Regions from separate parts of the Mus musculus genome. Here region 1 is linked to region 2. Evidence: chromatin loops called from intact Hi-C (ENCODE). Cell type or tissue: gastrocnemius. All regions are shown on one strand. Links, peaks and the distances in the headings refer to the core of each region. The heading gives the core; the rest is flanking DNA. Region 1 has its middle 5.9 kb from the start of Olfr94. Region 2 holds the start of Olfr90 (olfactory receptor 90).

Region 1 (6,631 bases), core at 2,415-4,914, 120 kb before region 2:
CAATCTCATTAAAGTGGTTGTGAGCCACCATGTGGTTGCTGGGATTTGCACTCAAGACTTTCAGAAGAGCAATCAGTGCTCTTAACCACTAAGCCATCTCTCCAGCCCAGATCCATCCATGTTATAGTACATAATATATTCATTTCTGAGTAGTATCCCATCATAGAAGACCTCAATTTATGCCTCCATCTGCTGATGAAAACATGGAATGTTTCCAGGTTTTTCCTCTTACATATGAAGTATTTGTGAACATTTGTAATTTACCATGTGCTCCTTGCTCTCAGTGTGTCTGGTTACATACACACAGATGTACAATAGCCATATCACATGGAGTTGGTTTTGAGTGAGGAAAGCCCTGGGTTAAGGGTTGAGACTGGCAACTGGAGAGATGGCTCAGCAGATGAGGGTGCTTCTCCAAGCACAAGGACCTGATTTGAATCCCCAGGAACCACAAGATGGAAGGAGAGAACCAACCCCCACAGGCTGTCCTCTGACTTCAACACATGTGCTATGGTTCATGAGTACATGTATGTCCACAAAAATGCACACAGAGATTTATTAGAGGGGTCAGGATCAAGTGTGGAGAGCATGAATGCAACCCTGCAGCTGCTGGGGCTGGGGGAGGTCTCTGGGGGAGGCTTGCAGGAGTCAATGCAGATGACCTTAGCTGAGATGTATAATAATGGGGTTATTGAACTTGAAGAGGCTGCCTCCTGTTGAAGTGGTAACATTGTCAAAGACTAGGTTGTGTCATGTGGTGTTTTTCTGGAAACTGTCTTATGAGAGGATATTTTGCTGAAGCAGACACATGAGAGGATGTTTTGCTGAGAACAGACACATAATGTTTTCCTGGACGCTGTCTATTGAAAGGGCATGTGAAGTTTCGCTGGAGCAGGCACTTGGAAAGGTGTGTGATGTCTGGCAAGAGTGTAAGTATAATCCAACAGACAGTGGAGGGCACGCTGGCACTGGTTCACCTTGCTGGTCGTTGTTGGACTTCACGTTGCTGGTCTTTGCTTATGACTCTCTGGCACTGGTTTGCCTTGCCTTCTTGGCTGATCTTCCCTTTTCATGACTTTGTAGAGAGAAATGCATCCAAGAACTTCTGGTGGTGTTTCAGCTGCATCTTGCCACTTCAGCCAACTGGTACCAATTGACTGAGTCTCACTCAACTCAAACCCTGAGTCAAGGTTTCTTCTGGATTAGTCCACTGCTGCTGATTCTTGTTTGGTGTTTTGCTAGTGGACTGGTCTGCTGACAACAAAGATTGTAATCACCCCCCAAAGAACTACTTCTAAACAGGTTCACGTCTCCCTTGTCCTATTAGCTAGCCATCTTCCTCCCTTACCTCTTGTGGACGGTGTGCTAGAAGGGAGGTTGAAGCCTTAAGAACCCATATTAAAGTTGATTTTGAGAAATCTAAGCCTATATCCTGTAGCCAGGCAGGACTCCCAGTGAAGAGATAAGAACACCAACCAACCCACAAAAGTTTCAACACAAAATTTATACTGTCTAAAAGAAATGCAGGGACAAAAATGGAGCAGAGACTGAGGGAACGGCCAACCAATAACCAGCTCAACTTGAAACCCATCCCATGGACAAGCACCAATTCCTGACACTATAAATGATACTCTGTTATGCTTGCAGACAGGAGCCTAGCATAACTGTCCTCTGAGAAGCTCCACCTCGCAGCTGACTGAAACAGATGTAGACACCCATAGCCAGACATTGGATGGAGGTAAAGGAATCTTATGGAAGACTTAGGGAAAGGACTGAAGGCCCTGAAGTGGATAGGAACTCCACAGGAAGACCAACAGAGTCAACTACTGGGAACTCTTATGGACTGAGCCACAAGGCCATACACAGGCTGGACAGAGACCTCCGGCACACATGTAGCAGATGTTCAGCTCAGCCTCCATGTGGGTCCCCTAACAACTGACACAGGCGCTATCCCTAAAGCTGTTGCCTGTCTGTGGAGTTTGTTTCCCTACAGGGGCTGTCGAGTCTGGTCTCAGTGGGAGAGGATGAGCCTATCCCTGCAGAGACTTGATTCTCCAGTGTGAGAAGAAGTGGAGGGGGGGGCACCTTCTCAGAGGAGAATGGGAGGGAAGATTCAGGGAGGGACTCTGTGAGGGGGGACCAAAAGGGGCAGCGATTTGGATGTAAAATAATAAATAATAAAATGCACACACAATAAATAATGTTTTGAAGTTAAGACTGAAGACTTGGAGCCAGGTCCACTGACTCATACTTACAATCTCAGCATTCAGAATACTGAGGCAGGAGGATTGTCTTTGATACCAAGGCAGCTTAGACTGTATAAAACCCTGTTTCTGAAAAAATTAATAATAATTAATAATAATAATATAATGGACTGAAGCCTTCGGTTATAAGCTCCACTGTTACAAAATTTCCAATGATCCAGGACAAATACCAACCTGTCACCATAATAAACAAATAGAAGTCTGATTTAAATTTAAATTTTGTGCTGTACTAGGTTAGAGATCTACTTCTCTGTGCTTATCCTCCTGTGGATCTTCTGCTTCCTGAAGCTAAATATCTCACAAAGAACAAATTCAGTGAGTGTGGTGAACACCCCTTCTCCACCATCACTGCTAAAGGGTCTTGACACCATCAGTCCAGAGCCACATTTAAGTAGGTCCACTTGATTCCACAGTAAACACCAGTCATGTTAGGTAACAAAGTTCTAAATTCATTAATTCTGATTCTAGACAAGAAAGAAGGCAAGGACAAAGGTTTCTGTTTCGTGTTCGTGTAGACTTCCAGCAGACTATAGACATTCGAAAGTTAAGACACAGAGAAGGCCTGTCTTACAGCTGATGCCTCGTTCCAGAACAAGCCTGCCTCTCTCTCTCTCTCTCTCTCTCTCTCTCTCTCTCTCTCTCTCTCTCTCTCTCTCTTCCTCTCTCTCTCTTTCTCTCTCTCTCTCCACCTCCCTCCCCCCGTGGGCTGCACCTAAGCATCCAACCTCTAATCTGGAAACTCCTCTGAGACAGCAGTCTCAGATCAATACCTGGATGTGCCCACAGTCAGAAAGTGTAGCTCACCAGCGTGGGTGCTATTAGAATGCAGCTTCTTGACATAGTAGGTCTACATATCAAGCATGAGCACTAAGTCATCAGCTTAGCTATCTGATCAAGCGATGAATGCCTCCCCCAAAGACTCATGAAAATCCTTCCCTTTGTATCACAGATCATGTTTTACTTGAAACTGTTTCTTTCAAAGAGCTCAAGAGACTATTGCTGTGCTTCAGGATCTGAGCGTCCTCCAGAACTGCATCATTTAGCCACAAGGTGGCAGCATGAACTACAAAAGATAGTGTTGCATCGTTTAGCCACATGATGGCAGCATGCGTCCACCGTACTGGAGGTGATGCCTGCTGTGTTCCTGTTCCTTCTGAAAAAGGGGGTGTGAAAATTGAGGTCAAAGTTTTTGTAAACAGTAACTTTAAATACATTTCCAAAACAGAAAGTGTGTTTGGTCCAAATTAGTCATCTAAGAAGATCTTGTCTATCCAGATCCCACAAAAGACAAAAAATGCTTCTGGTTTTGTTTTAATTTTCTGATCACTCAGATTTTTTGTTGTTGTTGTTTTGTTTTGTTTTTTTATTAGTTATTTCCTTCATTTGCATTTCAAATGCTATCCCCTTTCCTAGTTTCCTGAACCCACCCACTCCTGCTTCCTGGCCCTGTACTGGGGCATAGAACCTTCACAGGATCAAGGGCCTTTCCTCCCATTGATGGCCTATTAGGCCATCCTCTGCTACATATGCAAGTAGAGACACAAGCTCTGGGGGTACTGTGAATATTGTTGTTCCTCCTATAGGGCTGCAGACCCCTTCAGCTCCTTGGATACTTTCTTTATCTTCTTCATTGGGGGCCCTGTGTTCCATCCAAAAGTTGACTATGAGCATCCACTTCTGTATTTGCCAGGCAGTAGCATAGCCTCACAAGAGACAGCTATATCAGGGTCCTGTCAGCAAAATCTTGTTGACATATGCAATAGTGACTGGGTTTGGTGGTTGTTTATGGGATGGACCCCCGGGTGGGGCAGTCTCTGGATGGTCCTTCCTTCCGTCTCAGCTCTGAACTTTGTCTCTGTAACTCCTTCCATGGGTATTTTGTTCCCCATTCTAAGAAGGAAGTATCCACACTTTGGTCTTCCTTCTTCTTGAGTTTCATGTGTTTTGCAAATTGTATCTTGGGTATTCTAAGTTTCTGGACTAATATCCACTTATCAGTGAGTGTAAATCATGTGTGTTCTTTTGTGATTGGGTAACCTCACTCAGGATGATATCTTCCAGATCCATCTATTTGCCTAAGAATTTCATAAATTCATTGTTTTTAGTAGCTGAGTAGTACTCCATTGTATAAATGTACCACATTTTCTTATCCATTCCTCTGTTGAGGGACATCTGGGTTTAAATGAACAAAAGATTCTACACCAGGTCGGCATACATAGGAGATGAGATTTATTTCTGGAAAAAACAGTTTGAGAACATCGGCCACCACAATGGGGGTTGGGGGGTTGATTCTGAATCCCAGACAAAGAGAGTTCTTTACTATAGGTTTCCCGAGAGGGTAGATGATCTAAGCTTTTGCTACAAGCTCATATATGATTTGGGTTGCTGTGTGCCATAAGTCGAGAAGGCACAGAAAATAGGGAGAAGTACTATAACGCGAGGCTACCTGGGGCTCATAAAGCAGGAGCCCCCCCCCCCCCCCCCGCTAAAGCAGGAGTGGGAAAGAGAGAGAAGGGGGCTACAGGGAAGGATGACTGGATCACTCCCAAGCTGCCAAATCCAGTCTCTATTTTGTTCTTTTAAACACTGAGGCTACCTCACTGGAGTTTCCTGTCCAACTTGCAGGCAGCTGCATCAACAAGGAGTCTCTTGCCCTCCACACAATTCCTTGCTGCTTCTTCTCCAGACGTTGCTTTCTGATGCTTGTAAGTTTCATGGGCCTTATAAATCTCCTGGTATGCCACGTAACATGGTGTTGCCATCCTGAGACACAACTACATCACATACAGAATATACATATGCAGATGGCTTTTGCCCTTGCCCTTTAAAGTCTGCTGTCTTTCTTGTGTGTGCACTTATAGTAAGGTATGAGCATGTGTATGCTACAATACAGGTGTGGAAAACCATAAACAACTTGCAGGACTCAGTTCTCTCCTATCATGTCACTTCTGGGTATGGAATTCAGATGGTCAGGCTTGGTGGCAAGTACCTCTACTTTTGAGCCATTTCACCAGCCCCAAACAAGCAATTATAATTGCAGAAAACAACCTGAACCAGATATCCAGAGAGATGAAGACATGAGGTAGGTGAGGGACTACAGAAAATTTCCAGATCGCTGAAGAAGAAAATGGAAGGAAAAGGGGCAGAGTTTTAATTTTTGTGGATAGTTACTCACCAAAATGTATAGCATGAGTAGAAAATGGATCACACACAAAATACGCAAGAATAAAAAGGAACTGAAGGGACTTAGGGGCAAACAGGACAGGTGGCAGGTGATAAAAGCCAATGGCATGAGCCAAAGTCTCATGTCTCATGATGAGATAGGTGTCAGGAAACATGCCCGTAATCCCAGCACTCGGGAGCTTGGGCTATGTAGTAAAATGCTGTTCCGTTTTCAAAGGAGCCTAAATCTGAAGTATCTCCAATAGATGAAGGCTGCTCTACAGACATCATGGCAGAGATTTGCTGAGGGTTAGTAAGTCAGTCAGTGAATGGGGAAAGTAGAAAGAACCATAATTGGAGAATATGCTGCCTATGGGCTCCACACCCTGCCAGAGACACCGTGCCCTGAAGGGATAGTCTTTCTAGGATTCCCCGCTCCAGTCCCTCAGGGAATGTCTCTCTGGACACCCTCATGGAAAGTACTAATTATGGGAGTGGGACAAAGATTCCCCAGAGCTCCACCCACGCTCTTCCAAGGAGCAGGGCAAGTAAATTCCTCTGTTTCCTCTCTAGTGAGAAGAGATGTCATTATTCTTCCTTTTTCTCTCTCTCTCTCCCATTAGATTTTAGAAAGGTATTTTCAGGGCCTTCACCAGCTAAGGTAAATTGGCTACCATCACAAGTCTCAAGCTTCTGTTCTGTGTGTGCCCCTTACAGGACTGTCCAGTAACAGCCTCCACCTTTGCTTCTGTATGCCCACTCCACAAACTTATGCATCTTCCTTCCAAACAATTGATTTATTTCTCTGCTGAACAGGATGGCATCCACCCCTGGTCATCTCCCCGAAGTGCCTGGCTCTGATCTCGGGTACTCCTTCCAGCAACCGATACAGTCAACTATTTGTGTCTTTTGTTAATCTTTCCCTCCATCATTTCAAACTCACAGCATCCAGAACACGAGCAAGACACCAACATAAACTCAAGTCTGAAAATGGGGACCAGAGGTTAAACATGAAGGTAAGTTTGCTACATTCCCCTAAGAATAAATGATTTTGCAGCTCAGGGTGTGTTCTCAAAGATCAGGGGAGGTTTTAAGACGCATTATTGAATTGATAACATATTTTGTCTTCTGAAAACTCAGTGATGTGGGTGTGCGTTAGAACTGTGTTCTTGGGGATTTGTACATAAGAAAAAGACATTGTCTGT
Region 2 (6,631 bases), core at 2,174-4,673:
GGGCTACACAAAGAAAACTTGTCTCAAAAAAAAAAAAGAAAGAAAGAGAGAGAGAGGGGGGAGGGAGGAAGAAAAGACAAGACAAGAAGAAAAGAAAAGAAAAACAGGATGACACAAACTAGGAGAAATTATACCAAATGGAAAAGCTCAAAAGAGAGAAAAGGGCAAAGAAACAGGTATTTGAAACACATAAAGATATTCAGAATGAGGCAGAGAAAAGGAAGGAGTTAATTGCCAAGAGAACAAGCAAATTAGAAACAGAAAGTTAGTAAGAACAGAAGTTGGTGCGTGAATGAGTTGGGTGCCACTACGGTAACACACTGAAAACTGCACAAAGAAAGCAAAGAGTGCTTTGCTGCTATTGACATCAGTCTCCTTTGCCCAGGAACCCAGTGTGAGGAGCCACCTGTTCTCCACCACACTCCTGGTTTCCTCTCAGCTAGTGGACTCTATCTGACCAGGAGGAAGAATGGAAGAAAAGTCCTTAGGTGACGGGCCTGGAGAAGGGAGCCTGAGAAACATCAGTCTACCTTGTGTGTCCTGAGAAGTAGTCAGGGTGAGTTTTCACCAGGTCCTTTGTACCACACTAAGCTGACAGTCTCATCCCTCCAACTAGATACAGAGACCATGGTCAACCAGAGCTCCCCCGTGGGCTTCCTCCTGCTGGGCTTCTCTGAACACCCACAACTGGAAAAGGTTCTCTTCGTCGTTGTCTTGTGCTCCTACCTCCTCACCCTCCTAGGAAACACACTAATCCTCCTGCTGTCCACCCTGGATCCCAGGCTCCACTCTCCAATGTACTTCTTCCTCTCTAACCTCTCCTTCTTGGACCTCTGCTTCACCACAACCTGTGTCCCCCAGATGCTGTTCAACCTCTGGGGCCCCGAAAAGACCATCAGCTTCCTGGGATGCTTTGTCCAGCTCTTCATCTTCTTATCTCTGGGGACGACGGAGTGCATCCTGCTAGCAGTGATGGCCTTTGACCGCTATGTGGCTGTGTGCCAGCCCCTGCACTATGCCACCATCATCCACCCTCGCCTGTGTTGCCAGCTGGCAGCTGTGGCCTGGACGATTGGCCTAGTGGAGTCAGTAGTTCAGACGCCATCCACTCTGCGCCTGCCCTTCTGTCCCCACCATCAGGTTGACGACTTTGTGTGTGAGGTCCCTGCTTTGATTCGACTGTCCTGTGGGGACACCACCTATAATGAGATACAAATGGCTATTGCCAGTGTCTTCATCTTGGTTGTACCTCTGAGCCTCATCCTTGTCTCTTATGGTGCCATTGCCAGGGCAGTGCTGAGGATAAGCTCTGCAAAGGGGCGCAGGAAAGCTTTTGGGACCTGCTCTTCCCACCTCATTGTGGTCACTCTCTTCTACAGCTCAGTCATCGCTGTTTATCTGCAGCCCAAGAATCCTTATGCTCGAGAGAGGGGCAAGTTCTTTGGTCTCTTCTATGCTGTGGGAACTCCTTCTCTTAACCCTCTCATATATACCCTAAGGAACAAGGAAGTAAAGAGGGCATTCAGGAGGCTGCTCTGGAAGGAAGTGAAGCCCGGCTGACACACTCTCAGTAAGCTGAATGGGAAATCTGCATGCCTTGTAGGCTTAAGTTTTCCTCCCTAACATCTTCAGACCTATCCTGCCTCTGTAGTAGATGACAGACTGTAAGACACAAAGAAGAGAGGTTCAGTAAAGGAGTATAACTATGCAAAAACCTTACCACATGAATCAAATGTAATCTACCTGTATTTTCATTAATTCATCCTCGTCCTCATACGCTTCATCTCATTGACTTTATCTCTAATTCCTTTCCCTTCCCTGTAAATATAAAGTATCGTATTTATTTTTTAAGGTTTTATTTTATTTTTGTTTTTTTTTTTAAAGATTGATTTTATGCGTACAATGTAGCTGTCTTCAGACATACCACAAGAGGGCATCAGATCCCATTACAGATGGTTGTGAGCCACCCTGTAATTGCTGGGAATTGAACTCACTAGCTCTGGAAGAGCAGCCAGTGCTCTTAACTGCTCAAACACCTCGCTGGCCCAAGGTTTGATTTTTATGTTATGTCTCTGTGTGAGTGTGTGTATATGTGCAGATGTCTGAGGAAGCAAGAAGAGGTCCCCTGAAACTAGAGTCACAGACAGTTGAGTTATCTGACATGGGTGTCTAACTTGAACTCTGATCCTGGAAAGAACACAAATGCTGAGCCATCTCTCTAGCTACTTGTCACATCCATGCTGCTGTGTCTATACCAATAATAAAAATGTCCCGGTATCAGCTGGGCGTGGTGGCACACACCTTTAATCCCAGCACTCTGGAGGCAGAGGCAGGCGGATTTCTGAGTTCGAGGCCAGCCTGGTCTACAAAGTGAGTTCCAGGACTGCCAGGGCTATACAGAGAAACCCTGTCTCGAAAACACCACACACACTCTATGCCCCTCCTTAGAATTGGGAACAAAACACCCATGGAAGGAGTTACAGAGACAAAGTTTGGAGCTGAGATGAAAGGATGGACCATGTAGAGACTGCCATATCCAGGGATCCACCCCATAATCAGCATCCAAACGCTGACACCATTGCATACACTAGCAAGATTTTATCGAAAGGACCCAGATGTAGCTGTCTCTTGTGAGACTATGCCGGGGCCTAGTGAACACAGAAGTGGATGCCCACAGTCAGCTAATGGATGGATCACAGGGCTCCCAATGGAGGAGCTAGAGAAAGTAGCCAAGGAGCTAAAGGGATCTGCAACCCTATAGATGGAACAACATTATGAACTAACCAGTACCCCAGAGCTCTTGACTCTAGCTGCATATGTATCAAAAGATGGCCTAGTCGGCCATCACTGGAAAGAGAGGCCCATTGGACATGCAAACTTTATATGCCCCAGTACAGGGGAACGCCAGGGCCAAAAAGGGGGAGTGGGTGGGTAGGGGAGTGGGGGTGGGCGGGTATGGGGGACTTTTGGTATAGCATTGGAAATGTAAATTTTACCTAATAAAAAATGGAAAAAAAAAAGAAGAAAAAGAAAACACCACACACACACACACACACACACACACACACACACACACACACGTCCCGGTATCATTAGCTTGATGCTGGGGGGCGGGGCTGGGGGAAGAGCCTTGGGAAGCAGCCTGAAATGCAGCCAGTTTTCTCCTTACCAATTCCAGACAGCCAGATCACAAACAGGAATAGCTTCTCTTCAAAGGAGGTAGAACAACTTCTGCCCTGAGAGTTTGCTTCCATCTACTGGGCAGATCTGGAACTGCATCGATATGCCGAAAGGGGGGGGGGGAACCTCACCCAAGTCTCCTCCCTAAACAGAAGCACACGTCAGAGCTGCTAGGGGGTAATTAACGTTATAGTTGGTGTGATATACTAATGCCTTGTGATGTTCCAGGTACTGTTTAAAGTAACGTACACCCCTCCACTTCATTCTTGTAGTATTATGAAGCTTTATTCAGAAGCAAAAACTAAAAGTTCAAAACCATCTCTCAAAGTTTTCAGCTAGTACTGGCACCTATCCAGTTAGTAATCCTGCCTTAATATAAATAGAGCCCTCCTAGCTCAAATGAGAAGCCTCAATTTGTCCTCAAACTTAAGAAGAATCTATGTTAACTAGACATATGTCCACCCTATAGCCTCCCTATAGGTTTTTCAAGTGTTTCAAAGCACCCTGTGAGACCACTAGAGACAGAAGTCAACTTTGACAAGAAAGTTGAGCCTGGAGGTTTGCCCCAATAGGACAGCCCTTCCTCGAATGTGCTAGAGTTCCAGTATCTATGATGGTCTGAGAACTAGGAAGCTGAGGAAGTCGGGGGAGGGAGTCACCATAAATCTGAGGTCAGCCTGGGCTACCTAGGAAGACCTTGTGAAAAAAAAAAAAAAAAAAAAAAAAAAAGCAAAAATTGTCTCAACTTCTTCCTGCCTTGGTTCTACCAATATCAAGGCATGAGCAGAACTTCAAAGAAAGTGGATACAACGTGGCATGAAATTTTATTCCTCAAAGTATGTGGAAGGATCTCTAGGGTTCTAATCTACCTAGCTTTCCTGTTTGTTGCGCCCACCTCGGCCGGCAAGGAAGACACAACACGGTCAGATTCTTCTCAACAGCCTTTATTGCAGGAACACCTCCATGCTGCTACGGGAACCCCGGGCACCCAGGGCACCCTGGGAGGTCTGCTTATATACTCTCAGCCCCCAACCACTCACAGCAGGCCATGCCACCTCACCAGGTATGCAGCTTCAGCCAATCAGGGCGGCAGGGGCACGTCTCCACCAAATATGGACTTGTTTACACCGCCAGCATCATGGTGCACCTGCGCAGCTCTCGAGATGGCCATGGCTTATTTTCAGGTGTATGAGGAAGTCAGGTGCAAGTCATAAGACTTAGCTGCAGTCCCGGGCGCCATCTTGGGACTGCTGCCATACCTGCTCCTCACACCTGTTAAACTTAGCAATACCAAACTCCCTTTGGGCACAATACCAGTGAAGGAAGAAAAGGGAAATCCTAGTTTCATTTCTACTTCAAGTATTAACACGTACTCTGGCATCAGCCCAGAGTGTCAGTGTTAAGCTCTATCTCAACCTTAATCACCACTGCAGCCATAGTATGTCTCTTCAGCTACATTTTGGGGCTGTCCTAATGCAGGGCATCTTCCAGTTGTATTGAGTAACCCTAATCTTAGACCTGTAAGTAATGCAACCTTTTAACTTTGTTTTTTTTTTTTAATATTTGGGATATTTTGTTTTTCGTTCTTGTTGGGTTTTGTTGATACAGCATTGTGTAGGCTTGGATGCTCTGAAGCTTGATATGCAGACCAGGCTGGCCTCAGACTCACGGAGCTCTGCCTGCTTCTGCTTCTCAAGTGCTGGAATTAAAGGCCTGTGCCACCTTGCAATCTGGCCTGCATGTATATGCCCCGCAGGTGTGCCTGATGCCTGCAGGGGACCTGCGTGTGATGCTGGGAACCAAACCTGAGCCCCCAGCAAGAGCAACAAGTGCTCTTAACTATGGAGTCATCTCTCCAGCACTGGTCTAGAACTTTTCAAACAAGTGCTCCAGGTTGCTCTAATGCCCCTGAAAGGAGAACATCTTGGTTCTGGAAGCCTGCAGTCCATGAAAGAACCGTGACTTTGGCGGGCCTCCCCTCCCCAATACCTCTAGCTTTCCTCTACTAGTGCTAGACCCTGACAAAGTCAGTTTGCTTGCAAAAGAGGCTTCTGACCATCTTCCCCAAATGTCCCATGCCCCTGCCGTCTCTTGGACTCCTTATTACAGAATCCAAAGCCTCGTAGACAGGTCATGGTGTAGGGCAGAGGTCAACAAACCAGTCTGTGGCCATGTGTGGCCACTACTGTTTTTGTAAAGTTTTATTGGAATGGCAAAAGACACTGTAAGGTCACAAAAGCATAGTATAGGCCCCTGTCTTAGAAGCTAACCCAAATAGAACTATCATTCACCAGGATAGGAGGCTGCCCCTCACCAATGCTGTCCTACTTAAAGATACGTTAAGATGAAAAGACTAACTACCCCCTGAATGAGATACCCTAGAGTCCGTTCTCTCCATGTAGTTAACTTTAAATCCTCATTGTTAATCCTTCCTGCTTTTCTGCATCCTAAGAAAACATAACTTCTCCTTTTGTCCTCTATCTCCCTTTCTTGGTTATTAACCAGTCAAAATCCTAAACCTCTTGCCCTTACGGTTTTTCTCCCTGAAGAGCCACACCTACACAGCACACCTCCCGTTTAGGTGCTCAAACATCCCCTTCAGAGCCCATGCTTGTTAGATATTGATTCAGAGAGCCTAACTCCGTTAGCCGTCTCTCTCCTCTAGGCAACAGCTGAAATTTCGGGCTTGCCTGTCTTTTCTTCCCCCACCCCCAAACTCCAAATTGTCCTCAAGTATTCTTCTGAGTTCCCTTTTAAATCTTTTTTTTTTTTTTTTTTTTTTTTTTTTTATCTATAAGACCAAGAATCCTCAGAAGGAACCCTGTGTTCTCCACAGCAGAGCAGACATTTTCTGGAAATTTGTCCCACAGCAGAGAGAACAATATTTTAAATATCTGCTGACTTGGGAATCAGCATTATCTGAGGAGGAACTGGGGCCTTAGCTGTGTAGAGAGAACTATGTGTGATGCACATCAAGATGGGAGTTAAATAAATCGAGGGACCCAATATTATTAAATAAGGATTGGCCTTGCTCAGGAAAGCTACTGAGTAGGATACAGCTTTTCAAAGGGTCCTTCCTTTAGTACCTTCAGTAGTTAGGACTTCCGTGGAGCAAGCAATGAGAAGGTCAGGCTGATTCCAATGACAGGCTTCAAATTGGCAGTTAAGGAGACTAAGCCTAAATCTCTGTTTCCAAGAACTGGGCAAGTCCAGGCTACAGAAACTGCTCCACCACTTGACCTGAGGCAAGGACAAACGGGTCAGCAGCTGTTTCCAGACTGCCTCAGCAACTGTTTACAGACCTTCCCGGCAAGCTTCCAGTCCCTACACCCGGGGAATGGAATGTCCATAGAGATGGACCCAACAGATTAACATAGAGGTCACCTACCCCAGAATTCCCTGATGTGCTTTAAATCAGGCCTGCAAGCTCACTTGGTCGTCTCTCTATTCT

Evidence for each region. Peaks named below come from ENCODE experiments on the same cell type or tissue, not always from the same donor. Only the 100,000 strongest peaks of a DNase experiment are listed, where the experiment ranks them.
Region 1: a loop joins it to region 2, with 12 times the contacts of the local background. A loop is called at or near these places in 34 of 42 quality-filtered maps.

What each region holds. Positions count from the first base shown.
Region 1 is chr17:37,200,506-37,207,136 of GRCm38, reverse strand. No RefSeq gene overlaps it. Among named protein-coding and RNA genes, the nearest start is that of Olfr94, 5.9 kb to the right of the region's middle. In gastrocnemius, for the core only: no CTCF peak of the experiment used is centred there; DNase peaks (open chromatin) are centred at 3,336 and 3,750.
Region 2 is chr17:37,080,160-37,086,790 of GRCm38, reverse strand. Olfr90 (olfactory receptor 90) reads left to right here and starts at 555. Exons shown (of 1, transcript NM_146477.2): 1 at 555-1,600. The coding sequence starts at 628. The coding sequence ends at 1,560. In gastrocnemius, for the core only: a CTCF peak has its summit at 3,258 (motif pointing left); DNase peaks (open chromatin) are centred at 3,225 and 4,418.